Linked DNA regions of Homo sapiens: regions 2 and 3 are each linked to region 1. The links are chromatin contacts, found by Hi-C or POLR2A ChIA-PET in ENCODE. All regions are on one chromosome and are shown on one strand. Each heading gives the region's core, a stretch centred on a gene start or an enhancer-like site at or near the end of the contact. The rest is flanking DNA. Distances are from core to core; before and after follow the strand shown.

Evidence for each region. Hi-C counts contacts between places; a loop is a spot of excess contacts on that map. ChIA-PET counts read pairs that join two places held with the same protein, here RNA polymerase II (POLR2A). Pooled maps may share reads with other maps.
Region 2: a map of head of caudate nucleus shows a loop between it and region 1 (2.3-fold over the local background). The contact joins two enhancer-like sites. A Hi-C loop is called at or near these places in 1 of 168 maps with a recorded cell type or tissue (head of caudate nucleus) and 1 of 50 pooled maps. POLR2A ChIA-PET finds 5 or more read pairs at or near these places in 2 of 52 experiments (activated T-cell and naive thymus-derived CD4-positive, alpha-beta T cell).
Region 3: a map of posterior cingulate gyrus shows a loop between it and region 1 (2.2-fold over the local background). The contact joins two enhancer-like sites. A Hi-C loop is called at or near these places in 2 of 168 maps with a recorded cell type or tissue (head of caudate nucleus and posterior cingulate gyrus). POLR2A ChIA-PET finds 5 or more read pairs at or near these places in 2 of 52 experiments (activated T-cell and naive thymus-derived CD4-positive, alpha-beta T cell).

Annotation. Positions count from the first base shown.
Region 1 is chr5:93,423,280-93,427,305 of GRCh38, forward strand. All of the region lies in intron 7 of NR2F1-AS1 (NR2F1 regulatory antisense RNA 1), which reads right to left. Among named protein-coding and RNA genes, the nearest start is that of NR2F1-AS1, 160 kb to the right of the region's middle. Within about 2 kb of position 2,020, at least 2 of the 41 ENCODE cell types and tissues checked have a DNase peak (open chromatin) inside an H3K27ac peak, as active enhancers do.
Region 2 is chr5:93,530,143-93,534,168 of GRCh38, forward strand. The region is part of intron 4 of NR2F1-AS1 (NR2F1 regulatory antisense RNA 1); the gene reads right to left. Among named protein-coding and RNA genes, the nearest start is that of NR2F1-AS1, 49 kb to the right of the region's middle. Within about 2 kb of position 2,354, at least 10 of the 41 ENCODE cell types and tissues checked have a DNase peak (open chromatin) inside an H3K27ac peak, as active enhancers do.
Region 3 is chr5:93,510,567-93,514,592 of GRCh38, forward strand. All of the region lies in intron 4 of NR2F1-AS1 (NR2F1 regulatory antisense RNA 1), which reads right to left. Among named protein-coding and RNA genes, the nearest start is that of NR2F1-AS1, 69 kb to the right of the region's middle. Within about 2 kb of position 2,350, at least 2 of the 41 ENCODE cell types and tissues checked have a DNase peak (open chromatin) inside an H3K27ac peak, as active enhancers do.

The sequences.
Region 1 (4,026 bases), core at 770-3,269:
AATAATAATAAAAAAGGAAGCTGCTAGTGTGAGCATAAAATTACCTAAGAACTAGATAGGCTGATGGCATTCCAGTTCTGCCAGTAAAGTCTATTCATTCTCTCAATTCAAATCAGCATAAGGCAAGTAACTTGCCTCTGGGAACCATGGGTGGCAGAGGCAGGAGGCCCACACGTGGAATGGCCATAAAACAGACATCAGTCAACAGCCTTACCCCAGCATTATTTCCTGAATACAGACTCAAACATTGCTTTGCACTGAGATCAGGATTATGGTGCCCAAGTAGGCACTCTTGTAAGTCACTGACCATGGACAGAGAAAATTTTAAAAATCCATATTGATTTCCAAGTCCAAAGTAGTACAATTACAAATCTTGTCTAACTTTAACACCGACGGCTTATGGAGTGTTTCAAATACAAAACAGTTCTACATAAATCATTCACTCAAACATTTACCGTGCTCCTATTATATGCCAAGTACTATACTTTCATGAGTCAGCATTGGTTAAATAATAATCTTAATACTACTAGATTTCTCTGCAAAATTTAGCACTGTGGCTCACCCCTCCATCTTAAAGGCCTTCACTTCTGTAAAATTATCGTCTCTTAGGAAGGTCTGCCTCTCAGACTACTCTGTCTTTACTAATTCCTCTTCCATGGTCCTCATTTCATTAAACCCACAAGGATTGAGGAGCAGTATAGCAAAATCACCTGGGGGACATATTTTTCACACTGCACAGATCCCCTCCACTCCCATTTGAGAATCATTACATATGTGAACCCCTCACTATTGCTAGCTGGAGTAAGTTATTTCTCTTAAGAGTCTGGGGATGAAAAAAACAAAAGCTGAAGATCTCTGTACCAAATACTTTCTCTAGATGATATCATCTACTCTCATGACTTCAACTACATGCCAACTACACACTGATGACTTCAAAAATAATAAAGCCCAGACCCACGTCCAAATGCCTAGCACACCTGTTTTCAAATGACCTACCATCACAAACTCTACAAGTACATTATATTATATTTTCTAATATATATAATTTTATAATTTATATCAAATTAAATCATAAATTATATAATTTATATTTTTCTCTCCTTTTTCTTAATAGTATTAGTATTTACTATATGATCAAGGTAACTAGCCATATTTATACTCCTTCTTCTCCTTCACACTTCCCATTCTCACCCCACATAGATCAAATCTGTCACCAGGTCCTTTCTCTTCTTCCTCAAGAACACATTTCAAGTGTATCTACCTACCATTTACTATATCCCACTTGGACCTCTGCATTAGCCTCCTCAATCCTCCCTACCACCAGCCTCTGCACTTCAGACTATTCTCCACATGCTTCTGATTCCTACTGATTAAAGCAGGAAATCCTTGAATGCATTCCTCATAATATACAAGATGATTTCTGATAGCAAACAGACCAACTTCTTAAATATTCATATTTTAATAGGTTTCAAAAAACAGAATTAACACATCAAACTGGGTGTCAAGTTAAAAGTTTGCTTTAAAAATAAATTTCAGTATAAAACTCGGGCAATTTAAAGAAAAATTAATCTATTCAGGTAGTGTGAGATGTTTTAAAAAAGATAAAAGCAGTACATGAATCAATGATGTTGGGAAGCTTGGTACTAGAAAGTAGGTCTAAACTCCTTAATATGGTATCAGATATCTTAAACTCCTTAACATTCTCTCCATTTTTAGCTTCTCCCTCTCCTACATTTCCTGTACGCTACATATAAATTCTGTGTATCAGCTTTGCTGAAAAACAAAACACCCTAAATTTACTAGCTAAAACAACATTTTATTTAGTTCATACGTCTGTGAATGGGCTGGGCAGTTAGTTCCGTCCGAGCTGACACCCCAGAGAGATCAGGGGAAATCTGGGCTGACAAATGATTTCCCCTGGACACTCCCATGTGTTTGTGATCAAATGGTGGATCAGCTGGTAGTAGATGATCTCACTCGCATGTTTAGCAGTTCGATGACTGCTGGCAAGAGCCTCGGTTCTTTTCTGGGTGACCACTCATCCTGCAGCACAATAACCTGGGCTCATTGACAATACAGTCACAGGGTTCCAAGTGCAGAAGCCCCAGTGCATGAGTCTCTGCACTGTTTGCTAATATCCACTGGTCAAAGCAAGTCATATGATCAACCTAGATTCAGTAGAGAAAGAGAGACTCCACCTCTTAATGGATGGATCTGCAATGTCACTTTGCCAGGAGTTAGAAGCAGGAAAGGGAAATTGGTGACTGTTTTTACAATCAACCAACTCTTACCATCCATCAAATATGCCAGGCATATTCACACACATGCTCATGCTGTTCCCATCACTTAAAACGAACTCTCAACTTCCTCCTGTCCTTCTGGGAAATTCTTATTGCTTGTCCTTCAAGGCTCTGATCAAATATAGCATTCCCTGACACCTTCCCTCAAGGCATAATTAATTATTCCCTCATACGTTCCCATGATCCCTTGCATTGCCTCTATTATATCATTCAGTGAATTGTATTATAGTTATTTATAATGTCTTATAAAGTCTCTCTCCTTAAATAGACTGTCTTTGTACCACCAGCATCTAGCACAATGTCTGGCAAAGAACAGGCATTCAATAAACGTTCAATAAATTAAATTAAATTTAAAACAAAGATTAAAGTCTCCCTGGGATATGCCTACATTAAAAAAGATTTAAGGTACAAATACAAAACTGGCCTCATGAGTTAGCAGAACTAATTAGATCCATCTCACCTAATTTTTTTTTTTTTTAAGATAGAGTCTCACTCTGTCACTCTGTCACCCAGGCTGGAGTGCAGTGGTGCCATCTTGGCTCACTGCAACCTCTGTCTCCCAGGTTCAAGGTATTCTTGTGCCTCAGCCTCCTGAGTAGCTGGGATTACAGGCACAAACCACCATGCCCAGCTAATTTTTGTATTTTTAGTAGACATGGGGTTTCACCATGTTGGCCAGGCTGGTCTCAAACTCCTGATCTCAAGTGACCCTTCCACCTTGACCTCCCAAAGTGCTGGAATTACAGGCATCAGCCACCATGCCCGGCCCACCTCATCTCATTTGAAGGGCACCAGGCAGGGCAATGCTCCTTGCCAAAAGCATTTTTTCCTGTGGGACTGGCACAAAGCCTGAACTTCTAGCATAATTTATTCAAGGTCTGAACATGTTTTGATGTAATACAAACAACATAGGCTCTGGAGTCAAAAATACTACTAGGACTCAAAACCTAACTACCTGTGTGATACTGACAATTCATTTTGTGCATATCTCTGCACTACTTTTTTCATCCATACAATTATCTGTGTTGCAGTAACACATGTAAAGCAGCTAGCACAGTACCTGCCATACACCCAACACTCATATCAAATCACAAAGTCTCCTGTTTAAAAAGCAAATGCCCCTGGCAGGGGGTAACCACAAGCCCTTTTTATTGCCATCTGAGAAGAGTGGGAAAAAGGTAAAAGGAAGAAGAGTGGGAAAGTAAAGAGTGGCAGATAAACAACTTCGCAGTTTTACTGAGAGCTGGGCTTGTGGCTAGTGATGAAAGTTACATCAGTTTTTAGAGATCCAACCAAGTAATAAAAGTTCCCCCCCTCCCGCCAAGGCATATAATGACCATTTCTGGTAGTACAGGACTTGGGAACTGCATAATTTAGGACTTTGGGACTTGCATAATTTTTCTGGGCATCGATATGGAATCACCATTTATAAGTATACCTAGACAAGACTACTGAAGAGTTAGTTAAGGAAGAAACAGTTATTTAAATGTTACTCTGATCTTTTTCATGTATAATCTCTTGCCCTTGTCCTTCATTTAAAAGGGGCAACTGTAATGGTAGTAAACAAATTTCCTCCTTACCTAAGGATACAATTTTTTTAAGTGAAAAAAATTTAAAGAACACTACAAAACACACAATTATAAACTTTATATCGCTTCTAAAGGAAATATTGCCATTGAAATCAAAATAAAATGAGTTTTAGACACACTTATATCCTGTTTCAAAG
Region 2 (4,026 bases), core at 1,104-3,603, 110 kb after region 1:
CAATCTCAACTCACCGCAACCTCCACCTCCTGGGTTCAAGCAATTCTCCTGCCTCAGCCTCCACAGTAGCTGGGACTACAGGTGCATGCCACCACAACTGGATAATTTTTTGTATTTTTAGTAGAGATGTGGTTTCACCATTTTAGCCAGGAGAGTCTCTTGATCTCCTGACCTCGTGATCCGCCTGCCTTGGCCTCCCAAAGTGCTGGGATTGCAGGCGATTTGAAGGCTTTTATATATTCATTCTAGCCATGGCTCTTAAGTGGAGATTTCTGTACCAGTAATACGAATCTCTGGTTCCACCAAGGAACATCTGGTTCCTCTCCTTTAGGCCCTAGAGAGTTCCCACTTGCCAGCCCCATCAGCCTAGTCTTTGCCTCTCATTGGAGGCAGCAGCAGAAGGACCAATGGTAACAACCTTACTAGTAGTTGAGTGGCAAAGAGAAACAGATAAACAAGGGAATACAGTGCTAACTGCCCCCTCTTAAAATGGATTTGTGGCATATTTCATACCTCAAGGTCTTGATTTGCTTTTTAACATTTCATTCACTGAGAAAAATGACGGACATGCCTAATTTGATAGCAAGGCACAAAGAGTTCTTCAGTCCTAGAAACAATATTTGCTCAAATCCATGATAGTTTGGAGCTGGAAGAAACCTTTTAAAGACTGGGTTATATCCTTCATTTACTATATAAGAAAACAGCTTAGAAAGACTCAGTGATTTGTCTAAGGTTACTTTTCTTAAGTTTAATTTTTTTTGAAAAAAAATAAAAAAGGAGTAAATGTTTTTCAAATTTGTCTTTGACAACTTTTACATGGGGAAAACAAATGAAGATCTGCCCAAACTTTTTAGATGTATTATTTTAAGAGCTGCCATTTTTTTGTTTTTCAACATCCTGGCTGGAAGTGAATAAATCAGGGAAAAGGAACTTGTCATTCTGTTTAATAAAAAACAAATACAGAAGAGAAGTCTGCTTACCAAAATACATAATGTCCCATACTACAGCAGTATTCATGATATCAAGAAATTCAAGGAAAGGAAAATAATGGCAAATGATTGCCCAAACTTCCAGGAAGTTTTTTTCTTCCAGAGTTTACTGAAGAAAGTAGATAAAGACAAGATCACCTATGAAGTAAGATATTCCCAGAAAATTCTGTTTGCAAGTAAAAATTGTATTTGACTGTTCTAAAACGAAGGAAGAAATCAGACTTTATGAAGCACATTGGAAAGTCCCATCCTTCCCACCTATGCGTATCCTCATTAGTACAGATGAAATAACGAAAGCCGAGGTCTCACTGGTTATGATCCAAACTGCATGGTCTGGTTTCCACTAGGAAGTAAACTAAATTTCCTAATAAAATGTTTTTCTTTTCCCGTTGAACTGGGTGATTTCCTTGTAAATGATCAATACCATCTCAAAGAAGTATATTTACAGTTAAAGTGGCTAATGACTCATACTTTGTTTTTGAGAATGGTTCCTTTACCATCTTTTCATTGTCTCTCAACTTTCTATCATCTACTTTAAGAATTTCCAGTGCCTCACATCTTTATTAACAAAGTATTACAATCCAGGAATGAAAAGACATCAAAACTGACCAAGATCGAAGTTATAACTCCGTAGTAGCATACAAACAGGAAAGAGAAAACAAACTAGTAAGGCAGACTAACACAATAACCAATGAACTGAAACAGTTCTTCAAGCCAAGCTCTAATGTCAGAGAAGGTAAACCTAAAATTCACTTTATTTATTTCTATTCCTGGAATGAATTCCTACTCTAAGCAAGAATAACAGCAGCAATAAATCTAAAGTAAGACAAGAAATTTTAAGGAAGCCTACCTCTCTACCTTTTTTCTTCATAAGTGTGTGTTTTCTTCAACACACACAGTTAAATATCATAACATATACTTATAGATAAGCTCACTAATCAAAATATCTTACTAGACTGTTTAAAGACTACCTCTGGTGGCTTAGGTGGAACAGAGATACATTGCCTCCTCAAAAAGCCTACAATTGTCCCAAGTTTTTCTGCCAATATTTTTAATGTTCTTCGTTATTTTAACATACTTACTGTTTTATAAAACATACTTTGCAACTAATTTTGCAAGAATTTATCACAATTCAAATTTTGGACTTCTGTCCCTAGGAAAAAAAAAGTTCTAAATTTCTTAAAATATATATTATTTTGTTGCTTCTTTTGTACACTTAGTTTTTATAAAATTCCTTGCATTTTTATAACTTTCAGACACCAAGACAGAGAGAGAGAGAGAAAGAGAGGGAGGGGATTGTGCAATAGAATCCTGCCTCAGCCAACTCTCAGTAGTCTGTTGGCAGAAGGCCTGTGTGTGAACTATTTCCAAGACCTCGGTCTGAAAGGCAGCCAAAGGCTTCACAAAAGAACAGGCCCAAAATGGCTTATTACCTTTCACCTTTGACCTGTGGCCCAGCTACCTCATAGTTTACGAATTTGAAGTCTTATGAGAGAATTCTTTGCCAACCTGTTTACAAACAGCTGACTTATTCCACAGGAACGGTTTGGCAGGACATATCCAGGTCACCTGACCTTGGGTTGTCACAGAAACCATGAGCCTCAGATTCGTGGTTAAGTGAAAACTGCAACATTTTGGCTGAAATCAGTATTGGATTATGCAGCCATCATCAATCATTTAATTACTTTTATGTGTTCATGTCACCAAATTATTAATACAGAAAATGTGAAAGCAATCATACTAGAACCACAAATGGTATAAGTCATGGCTTCCACAGAAAAGAGAAAAAGCATAAATTTTTAAACTGAATATTACAAGTTAATCTCAACTATTACACTGTCCTAGATCCTGCTAAATTTATCAGTACACAACAAAAATCACACGATCTTTTAGTTATTCATGTGTTTTCAAAACTCTAGTGTTTGTCTTAGTCAGACGTTACCTTACATTAGGCTTTTACCTGAAAAAATTACTTGATTAAATCCATTATCTCCAGCATGTTTGAACTAATCCCTCAAGGCTGATGCTTTGATCATTTTGGTGATTCCTTTAAAATAATTAATTCTCACAAATTATTAATGAGTACAAATGTGGCCAGATTTTTTTTTAAACTGGGAAAATTGATTTTAAGAATGAATAAATTAGTGAGTGATCACATTTCAAAGGGTCATTTATTATTCAATGGATTTATTTTCACGAGTTATTTTCTGAATTTCCTAGCCGCACTCAAAACATAATTAAACTTACAAAAATGCTGTATGCACACAATTTATCAGGAATATCTACTCTCTGAAATAAGTACAGCACAAATGAGTTTTCTTAAGTCAAGAAAACTGTATCATTGTATTTACATATATATTCACCACTAAGGAAAATTAAATTAATTGCCTGGATACTTCACAGCAGGGCAGCCACTAGATAAATGGTAAATAATGGATTTTAATTTAGGAAAAGAGTTCTCTTTTTTAATCTAAGAATGATGATGATGATAGGTAACATTTATTGAATGTACTGGGCACTACTGCAAGCACTTTACATCGATTAGCTGATTTAATCTTCAAACCACTCTATGAGATAGATATTACTATCATTTTCATTTTACAGAAGAGGAAGGTAAGGCTTAAAGAGGTTAGGATATATCTCTAGTAAGAGAAAGGCTTAAAATTTGGCCTTAAGCAATGTCGTTTAACTTTACTGCCTCTCAAAACATAGCCTCTAGGCCAGGCGCAGTGGCTCACACCTGTAGTCCTAGCACTTTGGGAGGCCGAGGCAGGCAGATCACATGAGGCCAGTTCAAGTCCAGCCTGGCCAACATAGTGAAACTGTCTGAAATCCCAGCTACTTGGGAGGCTGAGGCACGAGAATCCCTTGAACCCAGGAGGCGGAGCTGTAGTGAGCCGACATTGTGCCACTGAACTCCAGCCTGGGGAACGAGCGAGTGTCACAACAACAACAAAATAACATAGCCTTTAGAAAACAAAGTATACAAGCATTCAAGTAAAATAACATGTTATTACTTAGAATTATAATATCAAAT
Region 3 (4,026 bases), core at 1,100-3,599, 88 kb after region 1:
TAATGGGTCTTATAATCAACACATAAAATCCTCCAGCTATTTTCTTTTAGATATCCCAAGACTCTGGAGAGAAAACTGATTCTCTATATAAGTTGCATCTTTGCTCACATTAATGTTTTTAATTCACAAAAATCTAAAACATATATTAGCCAGGAACATCAATTCATTCAGTGTTCTCTCCAAGTTATCATGCAGCCAAAGAATGCGGAAGAATTAGGTCTCTCTGTGCTATTCATCCATACAACTCTTAGTTACATCACTCAGTGTATGACAGAAATGCCAAGATTGGAGAAGTTTGATTGTTTATTATTGTTCTAACTGACCTGCACAACTGTTATTACATAATAAGGCTTTGGGTTAAATTATTTTGGATGGTGGTATAAATGACAGGAAATGGCAGTAATTCTCTTCTACTTGTTAATTTTTTTGGCAAAATTATTGAGACATTCCTGACCTCTATCACCTTTCATAAAATATACATACAACTTAAATTCATGTGATGCTTAATTTTATGTGTCAATTTGAATGGGGCCACAGAGTGCTAAGATTAAACATTGCTTCTGAGTGTGTCTGTGAGGGCATTTCTAGATGAGATTAGCATTTGAATCAGTAGACTCAGTAAAGTACATTGCCCTCCCCAATGTGGTTGGCCATCATCCAATTAATTGAAGGCCTGAATAAAACAAAAGGTGAAAGAAGGAAGAATTCACAGCTTTCTGCTTCCTGCCTGCCTGTTTGAGCTAGAACGTGGGTCTTCTCCTGCTGCTGGACTGGGATTTACACCATCAGCTCACCTGGTTCTCAGTCCTTCAGATTCAGAATCACGTTACACCACCAGCTTTCCTAGGTCTCTAGCTTGCAAGGAGCAGATCACAGGACTTCTCTGCTAATTCCTCAGAATAAATGTTCCTTACAGTCAGGTGCTACTTAACAATATTTAGGTAATGATGGATCTCATATATGACTGTGGTCTCAAAAGATTATATGGAACTGAAAAATTCCAATTGCCTAGTGACACTGTAGCCATCATAATGTACTACATACAATTATGTACAGCAGGGGTCCCCAAATCCCAAGCCATGGACCAGTACCAGTCTGTCACCTGTTAGGAACTGGGCCGCAAAGCAGGAGGTTAGCAGCTGGCAAGCAAGCTTTATCACCTGAGCTCCACCTCCTGTCATATCAGCAGTAGCATTAGATTCTTACAGGAGCACAAACCCTATTGTGAACTATGCATGCGAGGGATCTAGACTGCACACTCCTCATGAGAATCTAATGCCTGATTATCTGAGGTGGAACAGTTTCATCTCAAAACCATGCCCCATCATCCCTGGTCCACAGAATAATTGTCTTCCACGTTTAGGTCCCTGGTGCCAAAAAGGTTGGGGACCACTGATATATAGTACATAGTACTTGATAATGATAATAAATGACTATGTTACTGGCTTATGTATCAACTAATACTAGACTTTTTATTGTTATTTTACAGTGTGCTCCTTCAGGAGCCTCAGGCAAGTCCTTCAGGAGATATTCCAAAAGAAGGCATTATTATCATAGAAGATGACAGCTCCATGCATGTTATTGCCCTTGAAGAGCTCCCAGTGGGACAAGATGTGGGATGGAAGACAACGATATTGATGATCCTAACCATGGGTAGGACTAGGCTAATGTGTATTTGTATCTTAGTTTTTAATAAAAAAGTTTTAACAGTAAAAAAATTAAAAATAGGGGAAAAGCTCATAGAATAAGGAAATGAATGACTTTTGTGCAGCTGTACAATGTGTTTATGTTTTAAGCTAAGTGTTACTGTGTTTTAAGCTGTTATTACAAAAGAGTCAAAATGTTTTTAAAAAGTTTATAAAGTAAAAACGTTAATTTATCAACTTTATTTAAAGTATTTATTAAAAAGGTTAATTTATTTTTGAAGGAAGAAAAGTATTTCTTTATAAATTTAGTATAGCCTAAGTGTACAGTGCTTATAAAGTCTACAGTACTATACAGTAATGTCCGAAGTTTTCATATTCACTCACCACTCACTCACTGACTAACCCAGAGCAACTTCCAGTCCTGCAAGCTCCACTCACAGTAAGTGCCCTATATAGGTGTACCATTTTTTATCTTTTATGCTGTATTTTTATCGTAGTTTTTCTATGTTTTGATACACAAATAATTACCATTGTGTTACAAGTGTCTACAGTACTAAGCACATTAACATGCTGTTTGTACACTGTACAGGTTTGTAGTCTAGGAGCAACAGGCTAAACCATATAGCTTAGGTGTGTAGTAGGCTATACCATGTAGGTTTGCGTAAGTATACTCTATGCTGTTCACACAAGGACAAAGTCACCTAATGACACATTTTTCAGGAAATATCCCCATCTTTGAGCAACACATGACTGTATATCCTGTTGGTTCTGTTTCTCTTGAGAACTTTCACTAACACAGTTAACAAACGTTTCCTGTAGACATACAAGCAGCCAACAAACATATGAAAAATTCTCAACATCACTAATCATCAGAGAAAGGCAAATCAAAACCACAGTGAGATGCCATCTCATACAAGTCAGAATGGCGATTATTGAAGAGTAAAAAAACAACAGATGCTGGTGAGGCTGCAGAGAAAAGGGAATTTTTATACACTGTTAGAGAAAATGTAAATTACTTCAGCCACTGTGGAAAGCAGTTTGGAGACTTCTCAAAAATCTTAAAACAGAATTACCATTGAACCTAGCAATCCCATTACTGGGTATATATCCAGAAGAAAATAAACTGTTCTACCAAAAAGACACATGTACTTGTATGTTCATCGCAGCACCATCCACAATATCAAAGACATGGAATCAACCTAGTTACCTACCAATAGTGAATTGGATAAAGAAAATGTGGTATATACATACCATGGAATACTATGCAGTCATAAAAAAGAAGAAAATCAAATCCTTTGTAACAACATGGAGGTCATTATCCCAAGTGAATTAAGGCAGGAACAGAAAAACAAACACTATATATTCTCACTTATAAGTGGGAGCTAAACAATGGGTACTCATGGACATAAAGACAGCAACAATAGACACTGAGGACTACCAGAGGGGAGAGAGAAGGCAGGGGGCAAAAGCTGAAAAGCTAACTACTGGGTACTATGCTCATTACCCGGTTGACAGGATCAATCACATCCCAAACCTCAGCATCATGCAATAAACCCAGGTAACAAACTTGCACATGTAACCCTGAATCTAAAATAAAAGATGAAATTATTCTTTAATGTCTCCTGGAATTAATTAGCTTCCCAACATTAATAAGGCAATATTTTTCTTACTAAACATAAGTACTATTTTTAGCACATGGGAAGATTCAAGCTTGTAAAGTACAAGGGAACAGAATCCCCCCTACCCAAAAAGGAAAAAGCATTTTATGTTTCATTAATTCTAATTACAATAGTTGACCCTCATGAGAACACCATAAACCAGGATTTGATAGATAGGATTACAGTGTAGTTCAGTATATAATTACAATGCAGTCTGAAACACAACTTACCTTTCATGTTCTATTATATATTCAAAGTCAGCATAACACTGCTGGATGTTAAATACAGGACTACTTACAGGAACACTTGTTTTAAGTCCAAGAATTGAGAGGAAAAAGAGAAAAAAATTTTTCAATTGGTATTTCTAGTAACACCCAATGCTGCATACTCCATTCCAACTACTAAACATGCAATAAATTGTTACTCTTTGATAAACCTAAATCCAAATGAAAAAGGAAACATGAATATAAGCTACACTATCCTCATGATTAAAGCATACAGCTCAAAGACATACATTTTTCTTCCTCCAGCTTCCAACCTGCCAAAGGATTTTTACCTCCAGCACCCATTAAACATGAAATTCATTCAGGGAGCTCTATGAGTGATAAAGTAAAAGCTGCTGTCAGAAAGTCTGGCCAGTTTCCCCTGCAAATCTAGGAGAAAGACTGAGAGTATGTAAGCGCTGACATTATTTATAAATTACTTGCCATTCAGCAATCAAT